2 separate regions of the Homo sapiens genome follow, and region 1 is linked to region 2. Evidence: chromatin loops called from intact Hi-C (ENCODE). Cell type or tissue: sigmoid colon. All regions are shown on one strand. Links, peaks and the distances in the headings refer to the core of each region. The heading gives the core; the rest is flanking DNA. Region 1 overlaps KCNMA1 (potassium calcium-activated channel subfamily M alpha 1). Region 2 holds the start of KCNMA1 (potassium calcium-activated channel subfamily M alpha 1).

Region 1 (8,304 bases), core at 2,567-5,066, 390 kb before region 2:
GGATGGGGCTGTTGGAAAGGGAGAAATAAAGTCAATTTCTCCAGCAGGCAGTGCAGGCACAGTGCCTGAGGCCACTGTACTTATGGGACACAAAAAAGTCTAAATTTTAACTTCTTTAAAATCAGAAGAAAATAAATATAATAATAAATGACGAATAATAACAACGAATCCAGGCTGGGCACAGTGGCTCACGCCTGCAATGCCAACACTTTGGGAAGCTGAGGTGGGAGGACTGCTAGAGCACAGGAGCTTAAAACCAGTCTGGGCAACACAGTGAGACCCCCCCATCTCTACAATAATTTTTTTTAATTAGCTGGGCATGATGGTGCCCAGCTGTAGTCCCAGCTACTCGGAAAGCTAAGGCAGGAAGATTACTTGAGCCCTGGAGGCAGAGGTTGTTGTGAGCCATGATTGCACCACTGCACTCCAGTCTGGGAAACAGAGTGAGACCCTGTCTCAAAGAAAAAAAAAAAATTTGCCAGCCATGGTGGTGCATTCCTGTAATCCCAACTACTCAGGAGACTGAGACTGAAGGATCACTTGAGCCAAAGAGGTCAAGGTTACAGTGAGCTATGATCATGTCAGTACACTTCAGCCTGGGTGACAGAGTGAGACCGTGTCTCTAAAAATAATAGTAATAATAACAACAATAATAAATCCAGCCTGGATTATATTCATTCTTATACCAATGCAGCCGCAAAATATAATATTTAATATTCTTATGGAAGAATTGGCTCAACAAAGCCAACGTACCTAGAGTCCATGGAAATCACAGCACGGAGCTGGAGGCAAATGCTGGTCTTCAGGCCAACAACCATGCCCACACTGTGGCCTGTTTGCGAGCAGCACAAGCTCATTTTACTGCAGACTCTCCTCCCCATCATGCCCCTGTGATGCTCTGTATGTGGCAAGTTCGTAACAAGACCCCTGCAAAGCACGTCGCACACTGACCTCAGTTTCAAAAAGATGGAGTGGATGCCATTCAGATGCTTCTGGAAATTTCCAAATAAAAATTTCCAAAAGTTTTAATCATCTATCATTGGACAACAGGTATTACTGCCACTGGATAGAGTCCGCTTCTCTGATTATTTTATGCCGTCCCTGAAGCATTCTCAATCCCTAATCTCAGTAGCTGATTTCAAGGCAAGGTTTTGCTTGACTTTAGCGTATACTGAAAATCACAAAGCCCGAGTACAGGCCATAATGAGAGTCTTCTCTTGTGGACTCCTAGAGTTGAGGGCAGACTGAGTTTTCTGTCTATTCAACTCAAAATCTCCCCTACAGCCAAAACATGTTATAGCATCCAGCTATCTTTTCAACTCCTCAACCTTCAGCACTTACTGTGTGCAATGCTCATATTAGTCATTGATATATTGCTTAGCGATGCCTTACTTGTTCTTGTTTTGTTATCTTATTTTTCCTTTATATATGGCTGGACTTCCTGCCCCTTGTAAAAATATGTATAATTTAAATGTCTTAATGGAAAAGATCTAGCATTATACATAAGTACTCAAAATTCCCCAGTACCTAGCAAAATGCCTTATACACAGTTTGTACTCAGTGGAGAGCTATTATCTGATTGGTACCTTTAAGGCCACAGGTACACAGACAGCTCTCAGCCTCATCTCTGCTACTGTGATGAGCCTGGTGGCCAATTCCCCCATGCTCTTCTTCTCCACTTAATTTTTAGGCAGGACATAATTGTTTCCTACACACACACACACACACACACACACACACACACACACACAGAGTCTTTCTCTCCCTCTCTCTCTTTTCTCCCAAATTCTATGAACAAAGACATATGCATCAAAAAGTCCCAAGGGCATTGTTGCTTTGAGAGTTCTATTTTTAAGCCACAAATGACTCATCACCAACCAGGGTCTCCCCAAAGCTACATGTGTCAGGCTGTCAGGTCAAAAGACAAGGGGTAAAAGACAAGGAAGAGTTCACATCTCCTCCAGCCCATGAACCCCATGATAAAGCTGTAAAAGCTGCCACCACTCCACACACCACACCACACCCCTACCACAGTTGTGTTAGGCACAAGCACTGCCCTTGTGTTTGGATTAAACTGTTCTGAGCTATAACATTTCGCTCCAGCTGGCTCCTATCCTGATCTCTCAGCAGTCTCTGAATGCATGTCAGCCTGTGACTATAGGGAAAGGCCCAGTGCCATGTGACAGGGAGGAGATGCAGCCCTCTTGCGGTATAAACTCAGGCTTGTTGTAGAGGACAGAAGTAACTAGTGGGCTAGTGGGTCTGAAAGGGAATGCATTTCTTCATTTGCCCTGAAACAATTATTCTTTTAAAAAGAATAAGAGAGGGCTGAGAGAGTGCCAGGTTGTCCAAAGCATTCTTTTTAAGTTTTGGAGAGTGGCGAGAAGGGAAGAAATAATTCATCCTAATTTTGGAAGGCAAAGTAGATAGGGATGTATAGACATAGTTATCAGATAGTGTTTCCACAGGGGAAACAAGTGAGCAATTGGGCAAAATGTCCTCAAAAGTTATGCATAACAAATTCCAAACAGGCCAAAACAATGTGTTCAGCTCTTCAATGCGTTCAGCCCTGTGTTACCCTTCCACAGTGGAGCTGAACTCTTAACTCTTACCCATCCCCAACTCCATGCTGAAACAGTACAAAAAAGAGAGGGAGACAGTGGGGAGGGAGAGAGAGAGATTAGTAGGAGGGTCATAAAATCAAGGAATTCAAGGCCTCTCACCAGTGAGGATGAAATAAACTAATCCCACGCAGCCACCTGGCTGGATTTGATCTTTTCCACCTGGGATTATCTTTGTTCTTTCCCATGGCCCTAAAGTTTCCCCCATGATAAGGGCCTAGAAGTCCAGAATTGGCATAAAAAGACAATATATACTTTGCTATTCAATGAGTAGGTTATCATGTCTTTGTTCATTTCTGTATTTAGTAGAAAGAACCCAGGAGATCAAGTAGAAAAGGACTGGGAGAGAAAAGTTCTATCTTCCAGCTCCAGCTCTGCCCCTGGCTGGTCGGATGACCTTGAGGAGGTCCCTCATCCTCATTCCTCAGGAAAGGATGCTGAGGCTCAGAGAACAGTGGCACCAGTTGGGATCCAATGCCTCTTTGACTCTAATACTATATTCTACAGTTGTCTTTTGTGGCAGACCTGAAAGGTTCAGCTCAGTCCTCCTGTCCTTTCCTAGCATAGTCCCTGATTTCCCCAATGAAAGCCAAAGATAAGCAGTTCCCTTAATGCTTCTAGATGCCATTGCCTACGATGCCTAGGTACCACTTGTGCAATGACAAATAAGCAAGGAAGACAAGATTTCCTCACCAATGTGGAAGGGAGAAGGAGGAAGGGTGCTAATGCTCTGAACTTTGACGTAAATGAAACCAATCTGTTTGACAACCAAAGAACAGATCCTGTCCCCAAAATCTACCTATATGGAGACAAGGACATATAAAGAAGTTGACTCTGTTCCTTGGCATACTCTCCACCTGTCTTCTCTACCAGGCTTTCACTCGATTCCTGAACAAATGGCAATATGGAAGGTCAGATGAGCTAGGAAGGCTGAGTTAGAGTTACTCTCATATCAGAGCACCAAGTGTTGCTATTAAAGGGTACATTCTGAAGGGAGACAAGACTTCCCATTGGAGTTATTTACAGCCTCTTTGCCCTGAAGGCATCTTCTCTTCCACCATCCCTGAGTGGGCTCGGCTCCTCTACCATCTGACATTCCATTCTTTCAACAGCTGCTGGCTCTCCTGTTGTGTTCCCTTCACAGATGTGCAGTGCCGTTCTGAACATCCTGCCCTTGAACTTTCCCTACCCATAATTTTCCAAACCAAAGCCTGGCAATAAAAATGTCAGTGAGGGATGGAGAAAACTGGGGGGAGTATTTTAAAAGGAAAAAAAAAAACAGGGAGGTGCTTTGCACACAGTGATTTGTGTTGACTTCTTCAACAAAGGTTAAATGCATGCCGTGACTTCTCAAAAAAGGGCATGAAGGCAGACAGCTGGAGCTAATTTTCCAGAACACTACCTAGAAAGGCTGTATTTCATAAAGGAACTGGTTACAGAGTAGGCTGGTGAGCTTCCTTTTCCATGTCACAGGCTGCCCATCTCATCATGCTGCAGGATGGGGTACACTAAAGGGGATAGTGAAAGCTGGTATACACAGTCCTTTACAGTTTAAAATGCGCTGTCATGAATGGGATGGGATCTGTGCTGTCCTCACAGCTCTCCCAGGTGCCTGTCTTGGGGCTGAGCACAGGAGAGGCAGTGGGTCTACACCTGTGCCTAGTCAGTTTGAACAAGGCTGGAGAAGGAAGCCAGATACTTTATGACATTTCAAAGACCTCCATCCTATGTGGCTCCATTCTTTGGGGCCAAATTTTCCTGAAGTCCATTAGTTTGATAATACCAACTCTCTGGGCATATAAACATTGCATAACATAATGCAAAACTATAACAAATCAACTAATTCTGTAACTCTCTAAAAGAGATAAAAGAATGTATCTCATGGGGAAACAGCATTTCTCATATCTATTTCAGTATGCCAAATCACAAGGACAGATTAGGTAAGGATAGGAAGGCCAAAGAGTCTTTCTACTTGGAAAGACACCCCTAGGTGGTGGAAGCTAATGAGGAACAATCAGCTCTCCTTGTTTTTTGTTCATTTGATCCTATCTCATTGCAAAATGCTGCCACTCCACTGAGATAACAGAGAAGCTGGTCTCATCAAGCCATTATTAGGAAGAACTGAATCAAGGCCCAAACAGACATCAGACAGCACCTGACCCAGGGCAGTGTCTTACATGGAAGGCCTGTGATAGGAGCCTCCTACGTACCCACAACTGCACACTTGGTTCTCAGGGTGAGAAATGGAGAAAGGGAGAACAAAAGAGAAAACAAGACCAGTGCATTGGCAGGATGAGGTGATGCAACTTCCCATTCTTGCAACATCTCATTAAACCCCATCAGTTACTTACACAATCTGGAAATTTACTTCTTGACACTTAGAAGAGAGATGGCTTTAGAATGAGCCATGCTGGAATCTAATCCTGGCTCTACTGCTTACTAGCTACATAGCTTGGGCTATGCCTGCAGCTTCAGCCTCCTCATCTGTAAGTGGGAATAGTAATACCTATCCTAAGAAGTTGTTAGGGGAATTCAATGAGGTTGCATGTGCTATTTTTGGTAAAGTGCCTAGCTCTGTAGCTCACAGACAGTACATAATCAGTGAATGTTAGTTCCCTCCAACGACTTGCCCTCTCTTCCCTTTTGAAACAGAATTTCTAGGCCAAGGGATGAGAGACCAGGCTATGTGAAGACAGGGGAGGGAGAAACTACTGGGCAACTAAACCAGTTCTGCTAAAGCTCTGGACATCCCCAATACATCAATGGTGCCAGTTTTATTTTCAGAGACTATGAAAACAATCTGGTCAATTTCTATCGCAATCTTAAAGATAGTTTTCCTTAACCATAAGCAATTTTACTGCCTGGAAAATATTCAGCATTATCACATTTGAAGATGTTACAAACTAATAAATGAATACAAAATGAATAAATGGGTGAGTGGATGCAAAAGTAACATTTTAAAAGACTGGGGAGAGGCCATTTTCCAATCGTAACCCCACTGTTGCCTTGGCAATTGTGCCCTTGGATGAGATGCTCTACAAAATTTGTGCTGCCATTTCCTGCTCCTTCCTAACGTCCATATCCCCAAAACAGCAGTGCTGATACCAGAAGCCAAGAGCAAAGACTGGCAAAATCAGCAAGTGCCCCCATTGTGTGCCAGCCATTTTGGAGCAGATAAAGTCATTAAGGAAACATTTAACAACGTATAACCTTTCAGCTTTACTCTGCAAACAGCAGGTAGCTTCCCTTTCAGAGACAAGAGCCTGCATTGAAGTCACCAGTGAGCAGGACTTGACCTTCATTTTCAGTATACGCCACATTAAATATTCATAATCCGCGTAACCGTAGCATAAGAAGTAGCAGCGTTTAAACATGAATCAAAGGAATAAATATCTTCACACATGTGAGTCATCCTTTCCCAGAATGCCCCTGGTGAAAATGCAAATACCCAGAGCTCTGGGCCTCTGTCTCTTCCAACTTTCTCTTGAAATTCTGAAAGCTACAGGGACTGCTGCATTATGCAATCCATGAATCTCGCTCTCATGCTGACACTGGTGGGTCTTTGTTTTTTTTCCTTATCTGTTAGATAAGAATTGCTGTTCTTGTGTCAAAGGGAGGAAATAGACAAGGATGGAAGCAGCAATGGTGACATTAGCACCCACAGGGCGTCTGCAGGCACTCTTGACTTGGTTGTACAATTTCTAAAAAATCTTTGCTTCACAAGGATCAGAATATGTGGGAGGACAGGGTTGGCGTTGGTGTCGGGAGACATCAGAATTAGGAACTAAAGTGACGTGTGACATAAATTGGGCAGGAGTCCTTTTAAAAAGAATGCAAAAGAAAGGGAGCTTTTTGTACACAATCCACCTCGTGTGGCTAATTGGAGATCTTTGGGGAGATGGTGTGTGGAGGGCTCAATGCTTGTCTGTGCTTGTTAAGGCACTAACATGATGTCTGACCAAAGACTCAGTCCAGAGGCATCTTCCTCTGCTTGGGTGTTTCTAGAGAGTCTACTGCTGGGATGATAAAGCATAATTTTAGTAAGGTTTAACGTAATTATCTTTGGTTTTCAATTCCAGGAGCTCTGAGGACAATCTGTCTTAGCCAGATAGTAATCACTTGCAGCTACACAAATGAGTCTTCCCTCACAACCACCCTAGGTTCATTAAGATCAGACCCAAAGAAAACGCCCTATGCTGGGATCTGTCTTTGCCTAATGGCCAAAAATGAAAGGTGTGCAGCTGTCTTTGGAAGTGACTTATCCATCACCTCTGGATAGTAAAAAGAGCTTTAAAAGGTTAAAAAGATCATAAACCACCAATGATGACCTTTCTCTGAGCTGTATTGCTAATGGACAGAAGTAAAATAACTACCTAGCCTGCTTGTCCACTTGCACAACTGGAGCTGGCCTGCCTCGAGACATAGCTGGTCCAGCAGACCTAGGGAGCCTGTTTTATACATTAATCGGCATTCCTTGCACTTTTCAAAGGGCTGGGTGCAGAGAGCCTGGAATCTCAAACTTGTGCTACAGGATAGTCCTCAGCATTCTGGAGGGGAGGGGCAGCTCTGGCTAAAATTCACTGAGACAAGCCATTTCACGCATGTCTGTTGGTTTAGATTCACTTGTGGGAAAGCCTATAGACTGTCCCCTGATTCATTTATTTGAAGGGTGTAAATACTAGCTACAATTCATCTGGAGAATTCTGGGTGCTTTTTTTCCAGGGTGATGATTTAGTATAACTTCCACGAGAAGTTTAAAGCTGTCTTTCCAAAATACCCAGATGGCCAGCCAAACCATGAATGTGTAAAACTGGTAACAGTTTTGAATGAAAGACATGGATTTTAAGAATGTACATTCTACTTTCTCACTTTCTTTCCATTTGCATCTTATATGTGGATAGAACTTCATTTTTTTTTCTCATTCACTAAGCTCGATTATAATTTTTTAATAGGTTTCACTGTGTTTTATTCCTGGAAATCTATGGACTTACCATAGAGATGGCTTTAGAGATTCTACACTAATTCTCTCCCAAACTAAAACTGAGCTTGCTTGCCGTCTTTCCCAAGGAAGATGGAAAACTCCCTTGTGCTGAATCCACTGATTGGGCCTGCCACCGGACAGAATCTTCGGATATGCTCTCAGAACAAAATGAAGTCATGAAAATGAAAAGTTTCTATATAAATAACCAGAAGGTCTTCTTATAAACAAAGCCTTGCTATGCCAAATCACACAGTTTAGCAACAGAGAAGAAAGGCTAAAGCTGGGATGAGGCTACGACAGTCCTCAGGCAGAATGGGAATAGCCTTGTTTCTAACCTTATGGGCATTTTTGCCAGGAAAAGGTGAGGACAGGACTGAAGTTCCATCCTTGGGATAGACTATTTGCAAGTTCATAAAAGAAACCAGAATCAGAGAGGACTCCCAGTGCCATCTTCGCCAAGGCCTAGAAGGATCACAATTAAAGCCAAAGGACATTGAGATGGTGTAGGACATTAGGGGAAGAGGGTGCATTGGGGAATTTCATTCCTTTTCATCTTCTCACACGGAAACAGAGAACACCAGGATCTACAGAACAAAAGACTGCCTCATAGTAGACTGTAAAAAAAGACACAATCCAAATCCATCTAAAGAGCATTTTATTTCTGAGAAATACAGAGGGACAAAAGGTTAAAAAAATAAAAAA
Region 2 (7,355 bases), core at 4,856-7,355:
TCTCCACCCAACGATCTGGCAGAGCAAACCTTCTGCTTCTCATCCCTTCCCCCTTCAAGAGCTGGGAATTTCCACATTTAAAAATAAGCCTGTCTTCAGGGATGGACTGCACGGAGGCTGAGGGATGGACCAGATCCTTGATACTCAAAGTGTGGTCTGCACAGCATCAGTATAGCCTGTGTCTCGCCAGACCAGCATAATCTCAGGTCCCACACTGGATCTTCTGAATCACAGCCTGCATTTTAACAGCTCTCGGTGATTCCTGAGCATATTAAAGTTTGACTAAGCCAGGCACAGTGGCTCACACCACTGTGGGAGCACTTTGGGAGACCAAGATGGGAAGATCACTTGAACCCAGGAGTTCAAGACAAGCCTGGGCAACATAGGGAGACCCCATCTCTGTAAAAAATTTAAAACCTAGCCAGGTGTGGTGGCACACACCCATAAGTCTTGGCTACTTGGGGAGCTGAGGCAAGAGGATCACTTGAGCCTGGGAGGTTGAAGCTGCAGTGAGCAGTGATCATGCCACTGTACTCCAGCCTGGGCAACAGAGTGAGACCCTGTCCCAAAAAAAAAAAAAAAAAAAAAAAGTTTGAGAAGCCCAGGCCTAGAGACACTCTCCAGTCCTTGGAGATAAAGATGTGATATTCCCACTGAACATTCCCCAGGTTTTCTGTCCAAAGTGCTAGGACACCCTTGCCTCCGAGGGTCCCTGGGTTTCCTTTTCTAGGTGCCTAATGCGTGGGGTTCCACCCACCCAAGAAGCAGTTCTAAAAGAGACATCCTTGGTCTGCTCCCTGACTGTGCACAGAAAGGCATGGCCCTGTCTGATCCCCAGGGATGTCTCCAAGGGACCCAGTGTTCCCCACACGGCCCAGGGCCTGGCATCACAGCACAAACAGCCCTTTCACTGGAACCACAAAGGCGACCTTCCAGGGGATCTGCAGCTTGGCAAGGTGGTATTGGCTGCTGTGATTCACAGATTAGCATGGTCACTGCCAGTGTGAGCCGGGACGCCCACTTTGGGAAGGAGGTCCTGGCATTGCAATCGAATGCCAATGTAACTGTTTCTGCACCAGGCCTCTCATGCCCTGATGAGAGAGAGAGAAAGAGAGAGACAGCCCCAAAGCAAGCACTTACTCCTGGCTATCAGCCACCAATGAATGTCCCCATCCAGGGAACAAAATAGCTGTGAGGCAAAGAGAAGGTCCATTTGGACTTACCATTGGAATGCTTTATCCCCCAGGCCAAACAGCAGGGGGCAGGCAGCTCTTCTTTTCCTCCTGTTGTATGTTTGGTCAAGTTTCCTGGGCACCTAGAAGCAGGGCTAGCCCAAGGCTCCCAAAGGGAGGCCATAGGTTCTCAGTGTCCTCCTAGGAAATGCTATAAAATGGGGTTGGTGAAAAAAACCACCCCATGAGGCTGTGCTCTATCACAGACCTCAATTTGCAGGTGAGGAAACTGAGGCACAAAGGCATGACGTCTTTGCCCAGGATCACAGGCTGAACCTTGGGCACTGCACAGCACCCCTGACACTGAAGCAAGACTGCTCACAGGTAGCACATTTGAGGGCATTTTAACCACTTTCTCTACCAGCAGGATGCCGCCAAGCCTGTGATGTGGCCCTCCAAAGGGGAAGCTCAGCCACGCCATGCCTGCTGATTTTTTTTCACAAGGTAATTTAAAAGGCAGGTGTGCCACAGAACACACTTGGGGAAACCTGGCCTAGGGGGTGTCTTGGAAAAGCTGGTCTGGGTAGACAGTGAGTGTCCTGGCCAAGAGACCGTGACATCACTTGGGAGACAGGTCTATGAGTTCTGGACTTGGGATAACAGGGATGGAATTTGTCCCTCCTCAAGGGTACAATGCTGGACAACCATACCTGCCCACCAAATGCCACAGTGTTTCCCTTCTGCCAGCCCAGCAGCTCCTGGTCCCCCATACTGTCGATGTTCGTCCACTGATACCCCACCATCAAAACTGTAACCATCCTGCCAGGACCCCATCCGTGAAGCCTACCTCTGCTGCCCTGCCCTAACTTTCCAGCCTTGCAACAGCCAAGAGCCATAAGCCCATGTCTCAGTCTGACTCTAAATGGTTTTTTGATCTATGACAGTATACTTCAGGATCTAAAGCCTCCTTTTGGCTCAAAAACTTTATTTGTTATAGTCTGCGCCCTTCAGGGGCTATAAGTTCAATGAATCAAAGGGAAAATAAACTCAGCACTTCATGAAGCTATGATAGTTACCACTTACAAGAGGCCTGCTAAGTGTCTGGCATTTGCAGGGTGCTATGTGCCCATTATTCCTGCTCCCTATAAGAACCCTACAAAGTAAGCATCAGTATGCTCTTGGTATAGGTGATGTAACCAAAGCTCAACATGGTTGGCAGTCAAAGATGCCCTGCTAATAAATGTGAGATCCATGATTTGAACTTGGGTTTGCCTGATTGCAGAGTCTTGTACTAAAGTGTGCATTTCCATAAAGAGGGCCAGGGGCTGGACGCCGTGCCTCACGCCTGTAATCCCAGCACTTTGGGAGGCCAAGGTGGGCGAATCACAAGGTCAGGAGATCAAGACAATCCTGGCCAATGTGGTGAAACCCCGTCTCTACTTAAAATACAAAAATTAGCCAGGTGTGGCAGCGTGCGCCTGTAGTCCCAGCTACTTGGGAGGCTGAGGCAGGAGAATTGCTTGAACCCAGGAGGCGCAGGCTGCAGTGAGCCAAGATCGTGCCGCTGCACTCCAGCCTGGGTGACAGAGCGAGACTCCATCTCAAAAAAAAAAATTAATAAAAGGAGAGAGAGAGAGAGCAAGGAATGAGGAGCACGAGCTCTCTGGACAAGGGCAGGTCAGCTGGAGCTCCCCCGTGACTAGGACCCAAGAACTCCTCCAAGGCCACCCCAAGTGATCTGCTCAAAAAGGAGTATCTCAAGGTCATCTGGTGCAGCCAATCCCCAGGACAGGATGAGATGAGGCACAAGGGCCAATCTGGAATCAAGAGCTCCACGGCACTGAAGCTCCAGCCCTGATTGACTGCGTCAGGCCAGACCCTGGGTAATTACCAAGCTGTAATGGGATCTGATATTTATATTAGTCACGAGCCTGACAGAGAAAACGTGTTGTTTTCTCAGGCACAGCCATGGAGACAACATCTCGATAATTCATTACACGCAGACCATCCTTGATCAAGCCCAAGCTTCTACAAGGCCAACAGCTCAAACTGAGAATGGAAATAACTCTATGCCCAGCCACACTCAGGCCCCTCAACAAACCACAGCTCCAACAGGAAGTTGGCCTCAGTTTCCCCAGTTATTTAAAGAGAAGTAGACCACATGCTGGAAGACGAGCAGAAGATGGAAATAAAGATATGTAACTGTCCCAAGGCTGAATTCCTAAAGGAATTGCTAGGGAACTGCAAAACACATTCTGAGCTAGAAACTTTAACCCTCATTCCTCAACTCCTCCCTCTCTCCTATATCGAATCACAGAGCAGGAAGGGACATTAGAACTCACAGAATTCAATCCCCACATTTTATACACAAGGAAAGATAGACACCAGAGAGGTTAAATAACTTCTTCAAAGTCATGGCTTTATTCAGGCTACCAGAGCAGCTCCCTATTCAATATAGTCTATGACAGGATTGAACTTCACAACGTCACACCCAAGTGAATAGAGAGCTCTGATGAAATCCCACAAGGAAAAAAACAATAATGTGAAAAAGTACAGCAAAGAACACAGTACTGGAATGACTGTGACCAAGTTCCCAACAGGAGGAAATTGTAATGTTTTCTTCTTCACTTTCTGAAAAAGTCCACATGCCACTCTTTTCAAAAGACTAAAGTCATTCACTGTTTGAGATTCAGAGGCCAAAGGTACTAATGAAGAGATGTCCCACGATGCATGTCCACAGTCTTGGGTTCCTTTGATCAAAAAGGTTTGGTGCGATCCCAGAGACCAAACGCTCATGAAATTGGAGCTCCTTGCTGAATTTTATCTCCCACAGAATTTCAGACCTGCTTTCCTCTGGACTCCAGCTCTTGATCAAACCATCTTGGGGCTGAAGGAGGGTGAGGGTGAACCCATCTGAGGGCTGGTAGAATTTTCTGGAAAGGCAGCCTATGTTTTCTTGGGAAATCTAGCACAAAAATTATTATTCTAAGCTTAAGCCAAATACATGCCTGTGTATCGAGTCTTGACAAAACTACCAAATACTTGGAAAGAAAAAAGAAAAAAAGACAAACACACACACACACACACACACACACACACACACAATTGCAATAAAAATACAGACCTCAAGCATAGAAAGAAAAGCTTTTAAAAGGCCTAACTTACCGTTACTGCATATAATGAGCTGGCTACCTATGGCTTAAGTGAGCAAATCTAGGGGCAGGTATCAAGAGATTCTAGGTGTGCTTTAAAATGGACTTACGGTATCAAAAGGAACCTGCACTCATTCTATACTGGCCTCACATCTTCCAAACAAACCACCATCACCTCTCATCCCTGGCAGATTTCTTACAGCAACTCACTTCCAGTTATGTCCACTCAGCAGGTCTTGGGGCTACAAAACATAGCCAAATATTTACGAATTGTTTTTTCTAATCGTTGCCAAAAACCTATTTTCTTGAGTAAACTGACAGAAGTTATGCTTGCTCATCATTTAGGAGATCCTTTGTGTGTGCGATGGGATTAGCATTTCATTACAGACACTGCAATTGCATTTATGTACCCCCTAACATAAAAAGACTTTGGAAGCTGTGTTTAGGACCCCAGGTTCACAAAAACACCACAACTTATTTTCAATCATGGAAAAAGTTTTCATTATGATAAAAATTGCCCCCTGCCTGAAAGAAAGCAAGCTGTTAAAAAGTTCACCCAGATCACTCTATCTAGGGAACATTTCAGAGGCACACAACTATGAGCTATCTTTCCCCTAAAGACAGTCGCTGAATCTCAGTAAACCGGGGAACAAAATTCCCGAGACTGTTGGGGGAGGTGGAGGAGAAGGATGGAGAGAGGGAATGTGGGAATTTGAAGGCTCCAGGAATAAGCTGTTCTCAGCAGGAAGGCTAGTCAGGGATCTGGTGTATAGGGCTTTGCTTAACCTGAGGGCTTCTCTGGAAGGTGGGAGGTTTGCCTCCTTAACAAATAAGAAGAAACCTCTACGGCTGAGAAGGTAATTCCAAAGAAAACTCTCCGACCAGCACCTGCAGGCCTCCGGAGAAGCCAGAGAATGACGAAGAGAATGATGGTTTTCATATTTCTCCCTTTGTTCCAATACACCAGTATTTTCCAAAACACAAATGTGCTGCCACAAAACACAGCTGAGCTCCAGCACCCAACAGGATGTATAATTAATGATCAGGAGAGACAGGCTCCTTCCCCCCTGGTGTTTTCATAGCCAGCCTTCACCCATAGCCCCAGGCTTCCCTACTTCTCTCAGCCGCCAAGGAGGCTGCTACAAGTTGCTGTGCCCTGTAGAAGTTTGAGGGGTCCTCGGTTTAACTTTACTAGAAAAGATGTGAACATGTGGAGGCTGCAATGTGTATCTACCCTGCACTATTCCCCTGGATTTCCCTTCCCTCCAAAACGGTTCGCGCGTGAAGTCCCCTAGGATGGGAATTACTCAGAAAGAAGGCAGCTGGCTCACTCTCTTTTTTCCAGTTCTTTCTTTTTTATTCTGCAGTTTTCTATCAGTGTCGGGTCCCCCACTCCAGCCAGTGGCTGTGGGGAAGGGAAGACATCTCTAGGGACACGACTACAGACCAGGCAGTGAGCCTAGCAACCATACATCGAAGGTGTCGCCAGCCTCAGTGCCGGTGGGCGTCTGCACCAGGAATAGCTAAAGCCGACGACATCTAGCCACCTCGAGCGCCAGGGAAGACGCTCCGCGTAAAACCGCGGCCTCAGGCGGACTCCCGCTCCAGCTCCGCGCTGCTGGTGGCATTTCCGGGGACCCAAAGTGGGTGGCCTGGGGGCAAAGGAACAGAGGCCGAAGAACTTGGGGTATGTTCCACTAGAGCACCTAAGGGACGGAGTGGGAGGTTACATCAGATATGCGACCTCGACACATTCCAAAAGTGGCAGCCCCGTGGGCTACCCCCAATAGTGGGATGGATCTCCCCAACTTCTCTCGCCCCTCGAAGTCCCCCTGTTATCTCGGGCCATGCTCCTCCCCCGGGATTCCCTTGTGCAAAATTATTCTCTCCCTTGCCCAAAGGATTTTTCCCTTCTTTCTGACCCCACGAACTCATCTCCCCAACAGGTTCCTAAAGTATGGGCGGATGTGCTCCCTCTCGCCCACCGCCAGGAGCCGAGCCCCGGCAGGTGAGCGGTGCAAAACACGCACCCAGCTGCCCCCAGCTTCCTCCGTCCCCGCTGAGTTGGCTGTCCCCACCCCGCACCACGGCACCCGAGCCTGTGAGTCCCCGACCCCGGCCCCAGCCGCAGCCGCCAACAACCCTACAATAAACAAGAGGACAGGATTGAGCGTCCGCGTCCCGGAGCGCACTGGCTGGGGGCAACTCCTCACCCCCGGCGCGCCGCCCGCTGCCCCGATCCGAGAGCACCGGGAGAGCCGAGGGAAGGGAAGGCGGCGAGGGGAAGGCAGGCGGGGATGGAGGGAGGCACGGCGCGGCGCGGAGCGAGGAGGTGGGCTGCAGGGGACGCCGAGAAGCGGTGGGGCTGGCGCAGAGGGCGGGCGCCCGGGGCGCGCGTTACCTTCGTCTTGCCCCCGCAGTGGCAGCACACGGTCCACAGGTACTTGAGCGTCCGCCAGAGCAAGATGATGAAGAGGCCCCCGAAGAAAGTCACCATGGAGGAGGCCAGGAAAGCCCACCACATGCGTTGGCCCCGGCTGTCGCACGGCACCTCCATGGTCACCGGGATGATGAGCGCATCCATCTTGGGCTCGTGGACCGAGGACGAGGAGGAAGAGGAGGAGGAAGAAGAAGAAGAGGAAGAGGAGGAGGAGGAGGAGGAGGACGCGTCTAGGCTGAGATGGTTCGCGTGGATATTGCTACTCATTCTAAGACTGCTGCCTCCGCCGCCGCCGCCGCCGCCGCTGCTGCCGCCGCCGCCGCCGCCACCATTTGCCATAGCTAGCAACGGGCAGCCGGCGCAGGGGCTCGGGGGAGCTCCTCCCGCCGCCAGCGCCACCCCAAACACCCATCAACAGCCATATTGCTGCTACTGCTGCCGCCGCCGCCGCCGCCGCGGAGCGCGGGAGGGGGGCGGGGAGGCGCCTGGGCTCGGGGCGCTGTGCGCGACCTGGCGGGGTGCGCCGAGATATATACAGCGAGCCGCCGCCGCCCGCCCGGGGGGGAGGGGGATGGAGTGCGCGGGCAGCTC

Evidence for each region. Peaks named below come from ENCODE experiments on the same cell type or tissue, not always from the same donor. Only the 100,000 strongest peaks of a DNase experiment are listed, where the experiment ranks them.
Region 1: a loop joins it to region 2, with 4 times the contacts of the local background. A loop is called at or near these places in 35 of 110 quality-filtered maps.

The regions. Positions count from the first base shown.
Region 1 is chr10:77,241,190-77,249,493 of GRCh38, forward strand. The region is part of intron 3 of KCNMA1 (potassium calcium-activated channel subfamily M alpha 1); the gene reads right to left. Among named protein-coding and RNA genes, the nearest start is that of KCNMA1-AS2, 100 kb to the left of the region's middle. In sigmoid colon, for the core only: no CTCF peak of the experiment used is centred there; a DNase peak (open chromatin) is centred at 3,740; H3K27ac peaks cover 207 bases.
Region 2 is chr10:77,630,540-77,637,894 of GRCh38, forward strand. KCNMA1 (potassium calcium-activated channel subfamily M alpha 1) reads right to left here and starts at 7,269. Exons shown (of 28, transcript NM_001161352.2): 1 at 6,726-7,269. The coding sequence starts at 7,103. In sigmoid colon, for the core only: a CTCF peak has its summit at 6,308; DNase peaks (open chromatin) are centred at 5,902, 6,476 and 7,122; H3K4me3 peaks cover 2,500 bases; H3K27ac peaks cover 738 bases; H3K27me3 peaks cover 1,002 bases.